Linked DNA regions of Homo sapiens: region 2 is linked to region 1. A link is an interaction called in ENCODE POLR2A ChIA-PET data of the cell type or tissue named here. Cell type or tissue: A673. All regions are shown on one strand. Links, peaks and the distances in the headings refer to the core of each region. The heading gives the core; the rest is flanking DNA. Region 1 has its middle 270 kb from the start of RFPL4B. Region 2 overlaps LOC107986635 (a long non-coding RNA gene).

The links. Peaks named below come from ENCODE experiments on the same cell type or tissue, not always from the same donor. Only the 100,000 strongest peaks of a DNase experiment are listed, where the experiment ranks them.
Region 2: POLR2A ChIA-PET joins it to region 1 with 8 read pairs; 1 of 35 experiments calls an interaction of 5 or more read pairs at or near these places.

Annotation. Positions count from the first base shown.
Region 1 is chr6:112,613,708-112,623,232 of GRCh38, reverse strand. It overlaps the pseudogene PA2G4P5. Among named protein-coding and RNA genes, the nearest start is that of RFPL4B, 270 kb to the right of the region's middle. In A673, for the core only: a CTCF peak has its summit at 4,211 (motif pointing right); a DNase peak (open chromatin) is centred at 4,242.
Region 2 is chr6:112,934,458-112,943,982 of GRCh38, reverse strand. LOC107986635 (a long non-coding RNA gene) reads right to left here. Exons shown (of 3, transcript XR_001744307.1): 3 at 6,264-6,389. Among named protein-coding and RNA genes, the nearest start is that of LINC02518, 490 kb to the left of the region's middle. In A673, for the core only: no CTCF peak of the experiment used is centred there; a DNase peak (open chromatin) is centred at 4,192.

The DNA.
Region 1 (9,525 bases), core at 3,189-5,688:
TTAAAGCAGAAAGTAATTAATTTGAAACATTAAAATGTAGAATTAATTGTAAAAAGCAAACAATGTTGATTTAAAGTATAACAAAACTATAAAGGAGACTTAACCAAATGAAGATAAAAGGGAAAAATACCCAATTTGTTGTATAAAAATGATTTTAAAAAAGAAATATCCACAATGAAGGAATTAATCAAATCATAAGTGTCCACTTTGATTAATTCTATGTAAAAAAAAGATGAACATCTGATGAAATGTCTTCTAGCAAATATAAATTACTTGAAATAACCTCCTAAGAGTTAGGAAATATAAATATAATAATTAATTTGGAAGGAATACACACGGTTATCATAAGCGACACTTCCCCAAAAGACACTAAAATAGGGTTGTGTCCCTAAACTTTTAAGTTCAGATAATTTCATTGTTACTGAAAGTGGTCCAAGAACATGGCAAATAAAGGAACATTTTTGAATTCTTTTATTAAACTAGTATATTATTGATTGTAAAACTCATCAAAGGGACACCAAAAATGAAAACTAGCAGTTCTTAAATGTAGTCAGCAAACCTCTTGGTCTCCCTCTGACACGTTCAGGGAGTCTGTATGGGCAAATTATTCATAATAATATAATGAAATTATTTGCCCTTTTGACTGCGTTAACATCTGCACTGCTGGTTCAAAAGTAATAGCAGAAGCAGCACAGTGCCTTAGCTTGAATCAAGGCAGAGGCAGCTAACTGTACTCTCCATTGCTCTACACTGGTGTTTAAAAATAAGCCAGTTTTGCTTCAGAATGCCCTTGATGAAGCAATAATGATTGTTAATTTTATTAAATGTAGACTTCTGGGCATGGTCTTTTTAATATTCTGTGTGAGGCAATGGGAAGTATGAAGAACACATAAAGCACTCCTGCCACAATCAAAGCATAGGGCTGTTTAGAGGAAAAGCACTTGTGTGATCTTTGGAATTGAGAACTGAACTAGCTGCTTTTTCTCATGGAAATTGCTTAATACCTGTGAAGGCATGAAATGCTATTCAGCCTCACTTTGAGTTACTCCAATAGAATGTGAATGAAGGACAGAAAACTAAGAAAAGGAACTCTACAATTACACATACTTATTGAATTCATTAGCTAGATGCATGTTTTCATGTAGTTGCTTTGCAGGATATAAGAACATTTTAGTAACTTTCTAGATACATTATATGTCTTAAATTTTGTGGATGAAATGTATTTATATATTTAGGGACAGAAGAAAGTTATTTTAATAAATATTAACAATTTCAGAAACTTTATCCTGTGATGGATAAAATCATGTCCACTCTGCCAGAGAAGCTGGCCTCTGTATTTTCTCCACATTATATTAATGTTCAAATTGTGCTCAGATATTAGATATGTTTAGCTTTCAATATAAACATTGGCTGGTCATTTCATAATAAAATTAAGAATTAACATGTTCACATATCTGTCAATAGTTTTCCTTCACCATGTTGCCATCAATCCAAGCACATGAAGCTCTTCCTGAACTTCCTGGTTATAGAAGCGTATGCTGCTTTGAGAGTAGACAGAGAGCACGGACAAACCACCCCCACAGGGGGCTGCCCATGGGGAGACTGAAAATGGGTGTTGGTGCTCTGTTAAGGTTTTGCTTTGTGTCTTTGTAGTCTTGAACCTCCAGGTCATAAAGCGAATGATCCTCCCTGTTATATGGATTCTCAGTCTTTATGGTTCTAAGTTTTCAGATATATGAAAATAGCTCAATAAGTGATTTGACTCTCATTTACAATAATTCTAAGTCCATCACTTTATAAATGGAAACTTGAGATACTGGAGGCATCAGGGACTTCCCCAAGCTTACCCAGTAAGGCACAGCCCAAGCAGAAACCAGAATTTACATATTTAGAGCAAATAATTATAAAAACCACATACCACCCCTTTATCCACCATCTTGGGAAAGCAAGTATTCCTATCCTTACAATATTCAACTTTTGAGGAAAAAATTACATATGTATGCACTATATCTATACTATATATAGTATACAAATATATTTTTTTAACTGGGGAAGGCCCCAATTTAAAAGCTTGAAGTGCTTATCAATCTTATGAAAAGAACAACTCTGTTTACTCATATGCAAATACTATATGATAGCAAGTTCGGCCAGAGGCCTGTATGTGATGACTCATCATAACTTCAGAACAAACCCCCTCCCTAAGTCTCTAAGGAAACCTACTCCGTGGTTTTACATAAGCTGAAATCCATTTTCATGCTCCAGTTTCTCTCATGTCTTTGAAATAACAGAAGGAAAAGAACCCAGTATATATAAGTAGTTTGAGAGCTGAGAAAGATAGCATATGGCAGTGGAAATGTAAGTGTTGCTTTGATTTTGGAAAGAGAAGTGAGAAGGAGTATTCTTGAGTCAGAGCTCAATTCCACCTGAATGAGATGATTTATTTTTATGCCACAGAATGAACTTTGTGTGGGTACAGATTTATGGCAAATATACAAACACCTGCACAGATCTCATTAGAGGTTTAGAGAAACACCATTTTCCCATGACAGAAATGATTACAGATGCAATCATAATAGTATTTTTATTTAATGCAAGTGGGATTTTTTCACTCCTAAAAGCACAAAGCATTTATTAAAATGAATTAACTTATTTCCAATAAACTTTACAGCATAAAAAGATAGATAAATGACAAGTTAGCTCAAAATGACAGGTTTAAAATATAATGGAATAGAGCTCTAAGTTTATCATTTTGATTTAAAACAATCAAATAAAATAAAGAGAATCAGTGCCTTCTAGTACCTCTTTAGAAGTTTTCTATTCTGCCATCTAATTTTTGTAAAATGTTATAAAGTGAAATTTAAAAGCCACTCTCTGAGGCTGCTCCAGCACTCCCCAATAAGCTGTCCAGATTCTTGATTAAAAACATTCTTTCCATCCTGGCTTTCAAGAGAAAGAGATACCATCATCAACACCTGTGTGTTTTACAAAATCTCTTGTTCAGTCTTGACCCATTTTAGTGTTTTAAAATTGTGCATATGAACTTTTACTATCACATGAATAACCTACACCTGAATGGGCTGGAAAAATCACTAGTTTACTTTTATTGCTACCCTAAAGGAGATCTGTCTGCTTACTGCAACCCATAGAAGGAGCACTCAACTCCAGCAGATAAAATTATTATGCCAATATTGTGCACTAGGGTCCAGCAAATGTGTCTGTGCCTGAAAGCGTGACATTAATACTATTTTTACCCATGGTGTCATGGTATACGAAAGTATAAGAATCCATCGTAACTTGATCATGAGAATAATCTGCAGATCATCAGGCCTTACCTATCTGTGGATATGAATTAAGTCACCTTAACATTAATAGTCAGCATTCAGTAAAGGACCTGTTCTTGTTTCTGCCTACAAAGAATCTCAGCTATCTCCCCTACAAAGTTACCCCAATTCATCAAGTATTTCCAAGAAACACTAAGGAGGATTCTGATGTGCTTCCTTAAAGTTAGGCTTTGCTCCATAGCCACCACATGGCATCTACAATATCTGCTTTGCTTTCTCATTGATATCTACTGCCTATAAAGCCATGGGGAAAAATTCACCATTGCTACTACTGACTGTGGCCCTCAGAACAATGCAGAGCCCTTTCCAAAGATGCTTCCAATGGCACAGTCTTCAAGATCCACAGCAGTGTGCTTTCTATCTGTTTTGTTCTCCACCCTGCATTCAGCATTGACCACAACGCTTGACAGAGAGCAGACATTCAATACTCAATGAATAAAACCGATTTTCAAAATTAGATGCTTTTTCTAAATCACCAAAATTCTTAAATGAAGTTATTTTGTCCTTCTCCACAAGTTATGTGACACACTGGGAATTTATTTTCCATTAGAGTAAGAAAGACCATAGTTCACTAACGCTGGGTAAATGCAGTGATGCACTAAATCATTTTTAACAAAGCACCAACATGATCATTTGGTGGGGTATGCTCACTGCATTCCCTCATGCTCTATTGCACAAATATACGTATGTTCCTAAGCTTCCCTATGTGACCTTGGAATCTTTCACCTCCTTGGGTCATTTGCCCTTTTACCAACTTTCACATTTGATTAGCTAATTTGTAGCTTTCCTACAAGTTTATTTATCCTAGATTTTACATTCTCAAGGAAGTTTTTGTGACCTTTTATGCCCTTCCATTGTGCTCCCGTAACACTATTTGGCAATATCTTAACACTCGCCACATGGTGGCCCCACCAGTCTCCTGTCCTGTATCCTCCTCCAGACTCTAGACAGCAGAGTATGTTCTTTGAAGGCAGTGAATGCTTTCTAATTCACCATTGTATCCCCAGCATTTCAAATGAAGCTTGGCAGCTCCTTAGTGTTCCGTGAATATTGAGAATGACCTCTAATAAATCATATAGATATAGTAAATACTTCTTAGATATTTTAAACATCTATAAGACACTTAACAAAGTCGAAGATGATTAATTTAATTAGTCATAAGTAACCATATTGTTTGGGCCCTGTTCAATTAGAAAGCTGCTTGCTATTACCTCTGGCTGGTCAATATGAAGTGAATTACACTCTTGAACCAGTTTGTTAATACCTATTTAACTGCTATTTTAGCTCATTTTACATCCCAGCTATTTTTTCTTGTGTCCAATATAATTCATCTGAAGAGGCTTCATTCTACTCAATCACTATTGCTTTCATGTCATTCATTCTTTAAACATTTATTTATTGATTAGATATTATGTGACACCAGATACTCAAAGTACTAGTAATACAACACTCAACTCCAAGACAGTCAAAGTCTTTACTTTCTTGGTAGTTACATTCACGTTGATGAAGGTAGACAGTAAGCAAATAGCCAATATATCAAGAATACAATAAGAATATGAAAGTGCCAAGGTGAAAATATATTAAGGTGCTATGCCAGTGAAACACCAAGGGACTGCAGTTTAGTTAATCAAAAAGTTTTCACCGAAGTTTGAGTTGAGACCTGAATGGCAAGAAGGAGTCAAGAATGAGAAGGAAGCTCTGGGGAAACAGCTTTCCAGCTGAGGAAATAACTAATGCAAACACCCTAAGTTAGGATCCCGCTTGGCATGTTCATAGAAAAAGAATGTCTTTCTTTCCTCAATTCTCAAAATTTTAAGGTGTGGTATGCTTGTCTCTTTCATTTAAATATCTGTGGATGACGCTCGCCTGCCTGCCCGCTCCCTTGCTAGCTCGCGCTTTCGCTCACCCTCTCCTCAAGGATCCAGGGGGCTCTGACCAAAGCCTGCGGCAAGGAAGGGAGACAGAGGCGGCGGCTCAGGAGAAATGAGGCTGCAGTGGTGGTGGTAGGAAGATGTAGGGTGAGGACGAGCAGCAGAAGCAAACTATCGCTGAAGACCTGGTTGTGACCAAGTATAAGATGGGGGGCGACATTGCCCACCGGGTACTTAGGTCCTTGGTGGAAGCATCTAGCTCAGGTGTATTGGTACTGAGCCTGTGTGAGAAAAGTGATGCCGTGATTATGGAAGAAACAGGGAAAATCTTCAAGAAAGAAAAGGAAATGAAGAAAGGCATTGCTTTTCCCACCAGTATTTCAGTAAATAACTGTGTATGTCACTTCTCCCCTTTGGAGAGTGGCCAGGATTATATTCTCAAGGAAGGTGACTTGGTAAAAATTGACCTTGGGGTCTATGTGGATGGCTTCATCGCTAATGTAGCTCATACTTTTGTGGTTGATGTGGCTCAGGGGACCCAAGTAACAGGGAGGAAAGCAGATGTTATTAAGGCAGCTCACCTTTGTGCTGAAGCTGCCCTACGCCTGGTCAAACCTGGAAATCAGAACACACAAGTGACAGAAGCCTGGAACAAAGTTGCCCAGTAATTTAACTACAAGCCAATAGAAGGTATGCTGTCACACCAGTTGAAGCAGCATGTCATCGATGGAGAAAAAACCGTTATCCAGAATCCCACAGACCAGCAGAAGAAGGACCACGAAAAAGATGAATTTGAGGTATATGAAGTATACGCTGTGGATGTTCTCATCAGCTCAGGAGAGGGCAAGGCCAAGGATGCAGGACAGAGAACCCCTATTTACAAATGAGACACTCCTGAAGAGTATGGACTGAAAATGAAAACTTCACGTGCCTTCTTCAGTGGATGGAAAGGCGTTTTGATGTCATGCTGTTTACTTTAAGAGCATTTGAAGATGAGAAGAAGGCTCGGATAGGTGTGGTGGAGTGTGCCAAACATGAACTGCTGCAACCATTTAATGTTCTCCATGAGAAGGAGAGTGAATTTTTTGCCCAGTTTAAATTTACAGTTCTGCTCATGCCCAGTGGCCCCATGCGGATAACCAGTAGTCCCCTCAAGCCTGACCTCTACAAGTCTGAGATGGAGGTCCAGGATGCAGAGCTAAAGGCCCTGCTCGAGTTCTGCAAGTCGAAAAACCCAGAAAAAAAAAAGAAGGCCTCCAAGACTGCAGAAAATGCCACCAGTGGGGAAATATTAGAAGAAAATGAAGCTGGGGACTGAGGTGGGTCCCATCTCCCCAGCTTGCTGCTCCTGCCTCATCCCCTTCCCACTACACCCCAGACTCTGTGAAGTGCAGTTCTTCTTCTCCACCTAGGACATCCAGCAGAGTGGGGGTCTCCCTGCCTCCACCCCAGTTACCCAACCCACTCCTTTCCAACAACAACCGGCTCCAACTGACTCTGGTCTTGGGAGGCGAGGCTTCCTGGGCACGGAAGACTACTTTAGATGAAAAAAAGAAATTGAATAATAAAATCAGGGGTCAAAATTCATAGTCTTCAAGCCCCTCTTTCTAGCCTTTTCTACTACTCTCTGCTTGGTCAAGGTTTGTGACCCTACTACAGAACCAGGCTAAATTGGCCACCACCACTGAAAACTCAGCCAAATTTTTTTATACCATTCTGATGTTAGCATTTTTTCATCCGTTTGGGGCTTTTTCCTTTTTTCCATTCTCCCCAAGTATTTTATCTGGCTTCAAAATTAGGATTATTTTTCAGATTGTTTTTATTCAGTGTGGCCAATTCCTCATCTGATTCAGGCTGTCCAGCCAGGCCCCTCCCATTTTAGGAGCTGGAGCCTTCATTTATGAAGCGATTCTTATCTATGAAATGGATCTGAATTAGTCAATCTTTTTTCTTCCATTTTCACAAAGCTGTAAAGAAATAATCCATCTCAACCTCACCCTTTTCTCTGGAGTCAGTGGGGTCTTCCCTGCTCCATTCTACAGAAAACTGAGCTGGAAGCTCAACTGGTTTTGTTCACTGTTTGAAATATTGTGATCTCCTTCCCTTGAAAGAAAAACCAAGAACCAGAGGAGTAGACTGTCTGAAGATACAACTCCTAGCTTTCTGAAGCTATGGACTTGGATTAAATTTCTAGGGGTTTGTAGGGAAAGGTGACAAATTTCAGTACATCTGGCATGCTGTCCCAGGAAACTAGGGCTCCTACTAATTTATGAGGTTTTTAAGCACATTGAAAATGACATGACATTAAAATAAATTTGAATTTTCTCATAAAAATAAAAATAATAAATAAATAAATATCTGTGGATAATAATAGAAATAAAATAGAAATGGCCTTATTTATAAAATGAAATTTTACATGCTTTTATTTAATTTTTTTAAAAAAAGTTTCTGGCCGGGCACAGTGCCTCACACCTGTAATCCCAGCACTTTGGGAGGCCGAAGCGAGTGGATTGCGAGGTCAGGAGATCGAGAACAGCCTGGCTGGCGTGGTGAAACCCCGTCTCTGCTAAAAATACAAAAATTAGCTGGGAGTGTTGGTGTGTGCCTGTAATCCCAGCTACTTGGGAGGTTGAGGCAGGAGAATCGCTTGAAACAGGGAGTTGGAGTTTGCAGTGAGCCGAGATCGCGCCACTGCACTCCAGCCTGGCGACAGAGTGAGACCCCATCTCAAAAAAAAACACACACACACACACACACACACAAAAATGAGTTTCTTAGGAGAGATCGTCACAAAGGCTGAGGAACTAGACAAGTGGCCTCAAACCTTTTTTTTGCTGATACATAATGATCATATACCTTCCTGAGGTACATGCAATATTTTAACACATGCATACAATGTGTAGTGATCAAATTAGGGTAATTGGGATATACAATGCCTCATATGTTTGCCCTTGCTTTGTGTTGGGAAAATTCCAAATCTTTCTTTCAGCTATTTTGAAATGTACAATAAGTTATTGTAACAGTAGTTTCCCTCCTGGGCTATCGAACACTGGAACTCAACTCTTGATCTGTGTATTGCACTTGGGGATTTTATAATTAAAGCCCCATTGCTATGACACAGACAGCACCCAAGGGCTTGCTGATCACCTTTAAAACTCCAGTCCAAATTTAGGCAAAATTCCTTCCTGTGCTTTCCTTTCGTATAGTTGAGATAGGCCAGCATAACTAGAAGTGCTCCCAGAAGGTTGGTATTGCCACTAGACACCAAGCTGGCCTCTGAAACAGGCTGCCTTGGTCCAGATTGTTTTCTTCTTTGTTCCAAATCTGAGCTAAAGCTATCTCTTTCCTTGTCACCAACAAATTCAAAACATCCTTCCTTCAAAAAGTACCCACGTTTCCTGATTTGAAATTACCAGCAACATTAATGTAATTTAAGAGACAGACTTGATTCAGAGCTAATGGGCAGGACTGTGCTAAATGACACAGTAACTTGGTTCCACCCACTCTATCATGGCCATCGGATGTGACCTTCCCCACTCAAAAGCTTATTATAAAAGAGTTACTTTCTCAGCTTTCTCTGTTGATGGAGTATAAGTAGCCAAACACATTCAAGTTATCAAAATGCATATGAGTTCATCTTTTAGCCAATTAATTTACTTGTAAAGCTTTGGCCTATTAAATAATTTGTCCGAAATGATAAAAAGGAATATAAGGGTGAGGATGAACTGTATTTCCAAAAGGATATTCAAAACCATTACCTTCACTAGGGATAATTTTCCCAAACTAATTGAAATTTGAATAGAATTCGAGCTGAGCAAACAGGAACAAAGAAAAGTGGCAAATAATACGATTAAAAAATGGACAAAGTGCCTGTATAGATATTTATCAAAAGAAGAAATGGGAATGGCCAAGAAGTATATGAAACAGTGTTCAACATCACCAATTATTGGGGAAATTAAAATTAAAACCACAATGAAATATCAACTCACATCTATTATCTAAAATATGAAAGATAAGTGTTTTGGTGAGGGTGTGGAGAAAAGGGAAGCCTGGTGCACTGTTGGTGGTAATGTAAATTAGTACAGCCATTATGGAAAACAATATTGGGGTTCCTCAAAAATCTTAGAATAACCATAAGATCCAGCAGTCTCACTACTGGGTATATATCCAAAGGAAATTAAATCAGTATCTCAAAGAAATATATGCATTTCCGTGTTTATTGCAGCATTTTTCACAAAGGCCAAGATATGGAATCAACCTGAGTGTCCACAGACAGATGAATGGATAAAAGGAGGAAATCCTGCCATTTGCAA
Region 2 (9,525 bases), core at 3,048-5,547, 320 kb before region 1:
TCTAAGTGAGTGGTTTGATAGACATCCTAACTCTCAGGTCATATCCTTCCATACACTATGTCCAGGGACAGTGGGGAGTTAAGTTGAAAAACATTTTTGTAGAAACCAAAGAGTTCAACTGATACCTTTAGTACACCTTCTTAGCACTCTTAAAAAACCTTATATGTTACTATCATTCACTGTTTACATTTAACATCTTTATTATCCACTGATAAACTTCAACCAAGTGTATGACAACCTACATCCAAACATATCATTTTAAAAATACAATGGCTAAGAAATGTTATACATTGTTTCTCATTGCATTCTCTGGAAACTTCATTATGATTTGGCAACATCTCATAATACTAGGTCACTGCCTATGTTCAGTCACCTCTAGTGTTTATAAATTAGTTCAAGTATTTCCAGAAGCAAGAATATTAAATCACATCCAGGAGTTATTTTTACATGGCATCAACAATTAAAGTCACAGCTGAATCTAGTTTAACTACTGTTTAAGTCACCCAGTGGGCAGCGCCAATAGATTGTAAAGTCCTTTATATTTTTAGCCACATTCTTTGCATGAATAGCTGTCTACATTTGCTAAGATAAAACTACTATACTTCATTTAACTTTTCTAAAATAGATAATGCTTTGATCTACTAGAAACCCAGTGGCATATGATTTATTACATTTTTGTAATATATACTATGTATCTCCAAAGTAATTTTGAAGTGACTTATAGTACTAAACATGTTTAAGAAATATAATCATTATTTAACAAGAAAAGTTAAAACAAATAGGAACATAGATACAGGGGGACCTAGGATAAGACTATTTTGAAGGGAAGGCATCCATTTAGTTCTAAGCTTCTTGACAAAAGGATACATCTCAGTTTGTAATTAATAGAATGCAGTAGCTACTGCCTATTGCCAGCTTTCCTTCTCTTAGAAGACTCTATCCTTTGACCACATATGACCTAGTTTTGACTCTTCACAGTTTTCTATCCTTCTAATAACAACAATTAGGTCAAGAAATGGAAATGTTAAGGGAATCAGCATTTATCTTTGCGACAGTTACATTGACTCTGGGCAATGCCAGCACTTCTTGCCCACTGAGTTGTTAAATTTGGGCTGCAAAGAGCATAATCAACAGACACCTGGGGAAGTCAGTTTGCTTTAAGAGGATGAGGTGTGAACAGGAAAAGACAGGCCAAGATTGTTTGTTTGTTTGTTTTTTAATCTGAGAGAAAAAGAAACTAACAGCAAGAGAGGGAGAGAGGCAGAGCACTGGATAAGAGGTTATCCTACTTCAGCCCTTTGAAGCCCAGTCCTTGCATCTAAGCTATGGACTCTGTGAGCTGCCTCAGTGTCTTCAGCTTACTTAAACCAGTAAGTCATTTTTTGGTGCTAAAGTTAGCTCGAATTTGACATCTGTTACACTTGCAAACGAACAAAAAGCCCCATCTGATATTATTATATTGTTCTCATTTCTAATAGGGAATTTGTTCAACTTGATCTGAGGAGATGTTTTTCTTCCCCTAGGATAGAATTCTGGGAGACATTGAAATACTATTCAAGAGGATCCTTATTAGGAAAAAACAAAAGTTGGGGAAACACTGGATAAGTTGTCCCATTGAAGTTGCATATCTATAAAATGGTTTAAATAAAAGAATATTTGGTGAAAATATCTTTTTCTATTTATTGCAAAACTACAGCTGGACTTCTCCAGTGTATCCTCGAAGTTTTTTTTTAATTTTGTTTCATCAATAAGAATCATCAAAGTGAAGATGCATCAACTAAAAAGAAAACTGTGTTGCTCCATAAAGCAGTTTAAAACAGTAATGGATTCCAGAAAATTAATAAACTTAATTTTAAATTTAAATTAAGACATTAATAAAAAAGTGAGATTTTATTCCTTTTGGGGCCCTAGGTGTGTGAGAAGCATTGCTGATATTCTGTCATAAAGATTTAGCAGTCACGTCTCCATCCTTTCCTTTAAGCTCCTATCCCACCTTACTATAGAATTGATTGCAAGGGATGCCTTCACATAGAATTGCTTGTTTTTCCTTGAAAATGATGTCTGAATCCACTCAAGCTTTTCCACAGATATTTAGTTTATGTTCTAAGGTTTTCTGATATAAACTATGAGAAGTTTTGTGCCTAAAATAACTAGTCTAATCCCCTGAGGAATGTCAGATTCTGATTAGGGCTAGATTCTCATAGACACACTAGGGAAACAGCTCAAAAATATCCTTCAAAGAATATTTAATACTTTGCTCAATGCCATCATGATTTATATTAAGATCCCACAGCAGCCTGAAGACCCACCTCAGCTATGTTAGCAAATATTATCATTTGAATAGGGTTTAGGAAATTTCTAAACTTTTCTCGTGTGCTCAGAAGATAAGTTTATCTTAGGTAATTATGTTGGTTGTGTATGTGTGTTTCCACTACAGAATAGCAAGGTCTATTTTTAAAGTATGGCTTATGGACTGAATCTTATGAACTTATAGAGATGTAATTAGTCAAGTGTATCAATGTTGACTGGTGTTCTTATGAATTCTCCCTAACATTTTAGATTTATAAATTTAGAGTGGAATGTTTTTAAGTAAATATATTATTCTAGGAAGTTCCAAATTATCACAAGAATCACCTTTTTATCGCATGTATGCAAAAATAAATCTTAGCCTTTGCACTGTTTACTGAAACATATCTAGCATACATATTGACACTGACACATTAGTATTGCAATTATACTAACTTTATTAGTAACAACATTTCTACTCCCTTAGGACTATGGACTCCTCATTGGAATGTTAAAAGAATATAAGATGTTTTTCTGATCATTCCCTTAAATGCTTGTTTAAAGGAAAAATTATAGCTTAACTACCATAAATTTTTTCTAAGCAAAGACAAAATTATTTCCTGAATAATTAGATGTGTTGGTAGATGTAGTTCTTTTTTTAAAAATAGTCCATGTCACAGTCATTGGTCACTAGTTTTTTATTAGTTAAATTATCTTACTTTTCAAAAACAGAAAATATCATGTACTTAGACTTGTTATAGATCTATGTATCGTTTCATCTCATAGAACACTGAAAAGGCTTCTTTGTGGTTTATGTTTGACCAAACAAAGTTTTGTGTTTTTTCCATTAGTTAATAGTCGTGTTACTAACATTTTCTAATTATAGACTCAAAATAAATGGACACCACATCAACATTTAAATCATGGCATCTATTTAGGTTGGGTGCACAACAAACTTCTATATCATAAGCATATTCAGCTTTTTTACAGATAACATTGAACAATGCTATTAATATCTGTATGTAGATTTTTTCATTTAGGTAAAATATTTTAGTTACATAAGTTTTCTTTTTAATTGATGTGTATTTGATTATATGCCATTTTGTAGTTATGCTTACATGCCTTGATATAATATTGTTGAGGTTCATTTATCATAAAGTTAATACGAACTGGTTTTTATTTAACAAAGCTCCTATCCAAGGCACAAATGAGCTCTTAGTTTTAAGTTGCCTAATCAAAAACACAACAGTTTTTAAAAGCCTCTTTCTAAACAATGAAATCCATATAGTATCACAGAAGGCCTAGGGAAAATGCATTCATGAACAATTTCTTACTTCAGTGTACCATCATTATAATGTCGCACCCCATTGCTTTGGCTGATAACATGCTTCAAGACACATTTACAACTTAATTAAATGATTTTTTACCTTGTAATCTCTGAACCATTTCTGATAAAAATTTAACTTCTTGACTAAAATGTGATATACACATTTCTGACCTCTCTCTGTTCTCTCTCTGTCTGCCTCTCTGTGTGTGTGTGTGTGTGTAACTCTTAATATCTGTAGATTAGCATTATGAAGAAAGAACCTAGGAGTGAGGTAAGCATAAAGTTTAGTATTAAGGAATTGAAATAAAGGCAGGAAAACTAAGAATTTGAATAAATTACATGCAATTAGAATTTGTATAAATTATATGCAATAACATAGTAGGAACAATGGGATGTGAGTACAGAGATAAGAGAGGAAATCCATTAGGCAATTCCAAAACAAGAAAATTAGGAAAGACAATAGTGTCAGCCTCTTGCAGATTAATTAAAGAATGGGAATTGAGCCAATGTTCAAAAGGAAAGAACAGTCCTATAATCTTCTTTTGAAAGCAATGGCAATGAACCATTTATCCTGTTGGTTTTACCTTGGCCCAGTGCCCAGACTGGACAATTAATAAAATATTCTTGCCATGGTACTGGCAACTTTATCTTGCTGCTGTTAACAGAATGTCATTAACAACTATATGCACAGATCTAATCTATATTCTAAGTTTAAATGAAGTGAAAACAATCAATAGCGCAATGGTAATTGTAAAGAAATCATCCTAGAACAGAGACCAATCTCTGCCCCTTCTTGGGACATACATGTTGAGGAGAAGCACAAATCAACATCATTATTTTCATTACAAGGATCATGTTTACAAGGAAATATCCAGATGATATCTCAGTATCTGAATCAGCAGGACAGATTACTTGTAGGACTCCAAACGATTGAATGTTTGGGGGTCTACATTCACCACACTGGTTGTCATTAATATACAGTCAAAATGGACCAGATAAACATTTTTCTTTTACCAGTAATAGCAAGATATTATAGAGCATTCCGTCCTATTCCAATAAGCTATTCCTAAATTAGAACCAGAATTTAATATTCTCCCTATTTCTCTAAGTATTTTAAAGATTAAGTGAGCAAAAATACGGTAGAATTTTTAAAATTACAAAGGGATTTTCCAATATACCAAGTATGGCATCTCTATGGTTTCATTATAATTTACTTTTAATCCTTAATTTATTTTTGCTAATAGTAACATTATTATCTTAAATATGTATTTTTAAATAAAATTCATATAATTGAATGATTCAACATATTATTTGATGCAACAAATTTGGGTTTCTTTGCTGTTCCTTTTTAGAAAAAAACTATTATAGTCACTTATTTCTGAAAATTCTTATACTGTACAATGTTAGCTGTAACTGGGGCCATTTAATCTTTTTCAAAATCAGGGTCCTATCCAAGAACAATAAATCACTCTCATTATTTCAGTCTTACTATATAAATACTAGAGAAATGTTGACAATTCAACCACTGTCTTTCGTAACCCTTTGAGTCACTACAAATAAATAAATACATTGCATGCAGTCTAAACAATATGATTGTAAATTTATGATAAGGGTACATTTTCTTTCTATCATCCTAAATTTTAGAGTTTTTACGTAACATCAATGGTTCACCAAAACTGAAGGTTTGATGAGTGTGTTGAATTTCAGTGAAAATCAAATTTCTTTTCCATATTGCTTTATATTAGATAATAAAGACTTTAAAAGGTTGACTTGGCAAATAATATTATTTGTTACTTTTTATTCTAATGAACAATGGAGATACACTCCCCTGTAATCTAAATGATTTTTGTAATGGTGGAAAAGATGTTTTGTTTGATTTTTAAACTAACCATTTATATGAATAACCATACCAAATATGAAAATGAGAATACAAAATTCTGACGATTTTAGTTTTGCTACAATAATAGATTAGACTACTCATCTGGAGATTTGATTATGTCCATAGGGCTAGAAACACGCACATACATGCATTTACAGAAAACAGAAGACAGAGGCTGTAATTAGCTATTGAAGTGTGACCTCATTATTTAATGCTTTAACAAGGCATGTATCTACTCAGATAGCTGGAATAATAATGATGGTAGAGCCCTCCAAAGCAATGCACCTCATTTATATATCCATGTGGCAGTATCGTTTCAAGGAATACATTTTGAAATAACAGTTACTTAAAAATCTGTAGTTTACAGCAAGGGTTGAAGAGAAGCTACAACTTTTCCAAACCCAGCCTCTCTCCCTACGTATTGGGCCATTCTCACATTGCTAGAAATACCCGAGACTGGGTAATTTTTTTTTTTTTTTCCGAGACAGAGTTTTGCTCTGTCACCCAGGCTGGAGTGCAGTGGCACGATATCAGTGCACTGCAACCTCCACCTCCCGGGTTCAACCAATTCTCCTGCCTAAGCCTCCGGAGTAGCTGAGATTACAGGGGCCCACCACCGCGCCCGGATAATGTTTGTATTTTTAGTAGAGATAGGGTTTCACCATGTTGGCCAGGCTGGTCTCAAATGCCTGACTTTGTGATCCACCCACCTCGGCCTCCCAAAGTGCTGGGATTACGGGTGTGAGCCACGGCACCCAGCGGAGGCTGTGTAATTTATAACGAAAAGAGGATAAATTAACTCACGGTGCTGCAGGCTGCACAAGAAGCATGGAGTTGGCATCTCCTTCTGGGGAAGCCTCTGGAAGCTTACAATCATGGTGGAAGGTGAAGCAGAAGCTTGTAAGTCACACAGCAAAAACAAGAGGGAGAGAGAGGGGAAGGTGTCACATACTTTTAAACAACGAGATTGCATGATAACTCATTATTGTAAGGACAGCATCAAGAGGATGGTGCTGAACCATTCATGAGAAATCCACCCCTATGATCTAATCACCTCCCACCAGGCCCCACTTCCAACATTGGGGGACTGCAATTCAACATGAGATTTGAGCAGGGACATGTATCCAAAACGATATCACCCTGCTTTACTATAGTTATTGTAAAATCATTTTCATGAAGAGGCCTAAAGATGCTTATCATAAAATTAATACTCTTAAAAGTACAATGATACTGAATCTTCAGAATAATTAAGATTTTGGGGGGCTCAACTACACTAGTTTTAACTATTAATTTATGCACCATTTATTTTAACCTGCAATTTTTATTTTTATAGTTGTTCGAAATAATGAAAACTGCTTCTGATGGTGTAAATGATAAATTCCTATACACTGTTTTACTAGAAGTAGTTCTTTTAGCAATTGTATGACAAAACAAAGGACATTTCTTCTATACACAAAAGCTATCTTTTAATCCACAGATTGTTGTTGGCTTCTGAGATACTAGGTACAAATATTTAGCTTAGCCTCATAAAATATCGCCACTGAAATTAGGTGGAGTTCTGATTGATTTAATGCTGAAGAATGTGGTTTATTATAGCACAGGCAACTGAAAAAGTATATGAAATAATTAAAATTGGAATCAGACACACCCATAATGCTCACTAGAAAACAATATAATTAAAACCACACGGATATATCATATGACCTTGACCTAAATGGAGTCAGTCTTGGACAATTCAGCAAGGCCTGTTTATCTTTGCCTTTTAATATTTTTGCTCATCCTTCTTCAGTACTGAGAAGAAAAGCAAATGGCTTATTTTTATTGGAAAGCACCCAAACATCTGTACATGGGTTTCTACTCTACTAACCATCCAACTAGAGCTTGGGTCACTTCCTAAAGTATGTGCAACTCTGTATGCCTGTATGCAGACTCAACAAGGTGGGGCAAAATCTCATTTAATTTAGACAGCATGGTTATGTAACTTAATTAAAAAACTCTTTCAAATATTACATATTCAAGTTTAAACTCTTCTATTTGCCTGTAATTCCTAACGTTTAATGATTGTTTACTTTTAATCTAAACTATTTGTTATGTACTTGCTAATAAAAAAGATAATTCAATTGCTGTTAGTATTTTCCTACCTTCTCTTTCCATCCCATTTTGTCCTCTACCACAAGAGGCCCGATGCACATCCACGCAGACACCACAGCCTGCATGTTCAAGGTCTTTTCACGTCCCTTTAAACGGCGGCCCTGTAGCCATCCCTCAGGCCTAGAGTTGCATATACTCTAGTGTGTAATCTGCCATCGGAAAATGGATCTAGGGAGGAAGACTGCAAAGACTCTGGAACTGAGCTTGGGGCACTTATGCCAGAGTTCCAGGTTCCTGAACTATGGTTTAGAAATGGCAGCAGGCAGTTACAGCCTCTGAGTAAGTTCCCTTGATCTATAAGATGTCTTACCCTCATAAGAAGGGGAAGACCAGAAGAGGATAAGAATAGACTCCTTTAAAGTATGGACGCCCAAGGCAGGGCCACTATTACCTGGGAATATAGAGATACAGGAAATGAGAGTCACAGTCAAAGAGAGAGTGAGCTGTGCCACCCCTTTGGAGAGCTCTAGTGGAGGCAGCTCTGAGTGAGAGGTAGACTGAGCCAGACTTTTTGCACTTAAGCAGGGAGCTAGAGAGAGCAGGATTAAACTCCTATATATTATAGATTGGACTTCTTGCACTTCTTATATTCTTTGTATTTAAGCCCTTAGGTATTGGTTTTTCTTAGTGTTATGCAATATATTTTGTATTTTTCAGCCTATCTTAGCTGTGCTGTAGAGAGCTATCAATACTTGAATCAGTACATTTAAAGGGGTCAGCATCTCCGGGTGCAAGTGAAATGTGACAGAAATAATCAAAGAGAGAGGATATTAGGGGGAAGTGAAATTGAAGAGAGCAAGGTCCAGATCATTCAAACTTTGTACAAAGATAACCCTGAAAGTCCTGAGTTTAATTAAGAGATAATTTCACTTCTCTCACTTAACTTGTAATTTGATTTTTATATCACTAAATTAATCTGCATAAATTTATGATACAGACAATTTCCTAGCTCAAAAGGGATATATGTCTCCCTATTACCCACTATATCCTGTCTAATGCTTCTTTCACTCATTTAATATTTATTCATCATCTACTGTATATCAAGGACTGTGCTAGGCAATGGAAATACAAAAACAAACAAAATAAACTTGGTCCTGACCACACTCAGGATGCAGTAGAGATGCTAATAGGTAAAGATGATAAGTACTGTGTAATCATAAAGAAAAAGAATAGAGTGTTAGGGAGAAAGTAGGAGACAGAGAAAGTAGGAAATGGGAGAAAGCAGGAGAAATAAGTATTGGGGAGAAAGTAGGGGAAGGAGGAAGGTATTTGCCAACTTCAAATAGGGGAGACTACATTTAAGCAAATACATAAGAAAGAGAAGGAATCGACATTCACAAAGGAGGAAGAAGAGTGTTCTAGGAAAAAGAACAGCATATGCAAAGTCCTTGAGGTGGGGTTATTTGTCTTTTGCAGAAGTGAAAGGACAGTGATCCTAGAGTGTAACAAAGAAGAGGGAGAATGATGTTGGTATTGGCCAGGGACCAAATTAGGCAGGATTTTTTGGCAATATTCAGGAGTTTGATTTTCTTTCTCACAACAAAGGATTGTCATTGAAGAATTTTCCACAAGGCACTGGCATAAACTGTTTTATATTTTATGAAACTCTCATTTGCTGTGTTGTGAAGAGTGAATTAGAATGGATCATGAGTTGATCCTAAAGTACTATGGAAGGCTGGAATAGGCCAGTGAGAAACCATATGGTTTGGTTTTATTTCACAATAGAAATTAGGGGAATTAGGCAAGTTTGAGATATATTCTGGAGGCAGAATCTGACCAGTTATGTGAAATTTCTCCACTAAGCTGCAGTTTCATAGATACAAATTTGGAAGAAAATAAATCATTGGGATTTTTCTGGGGAGATCACAAAAGCAATAAAAAT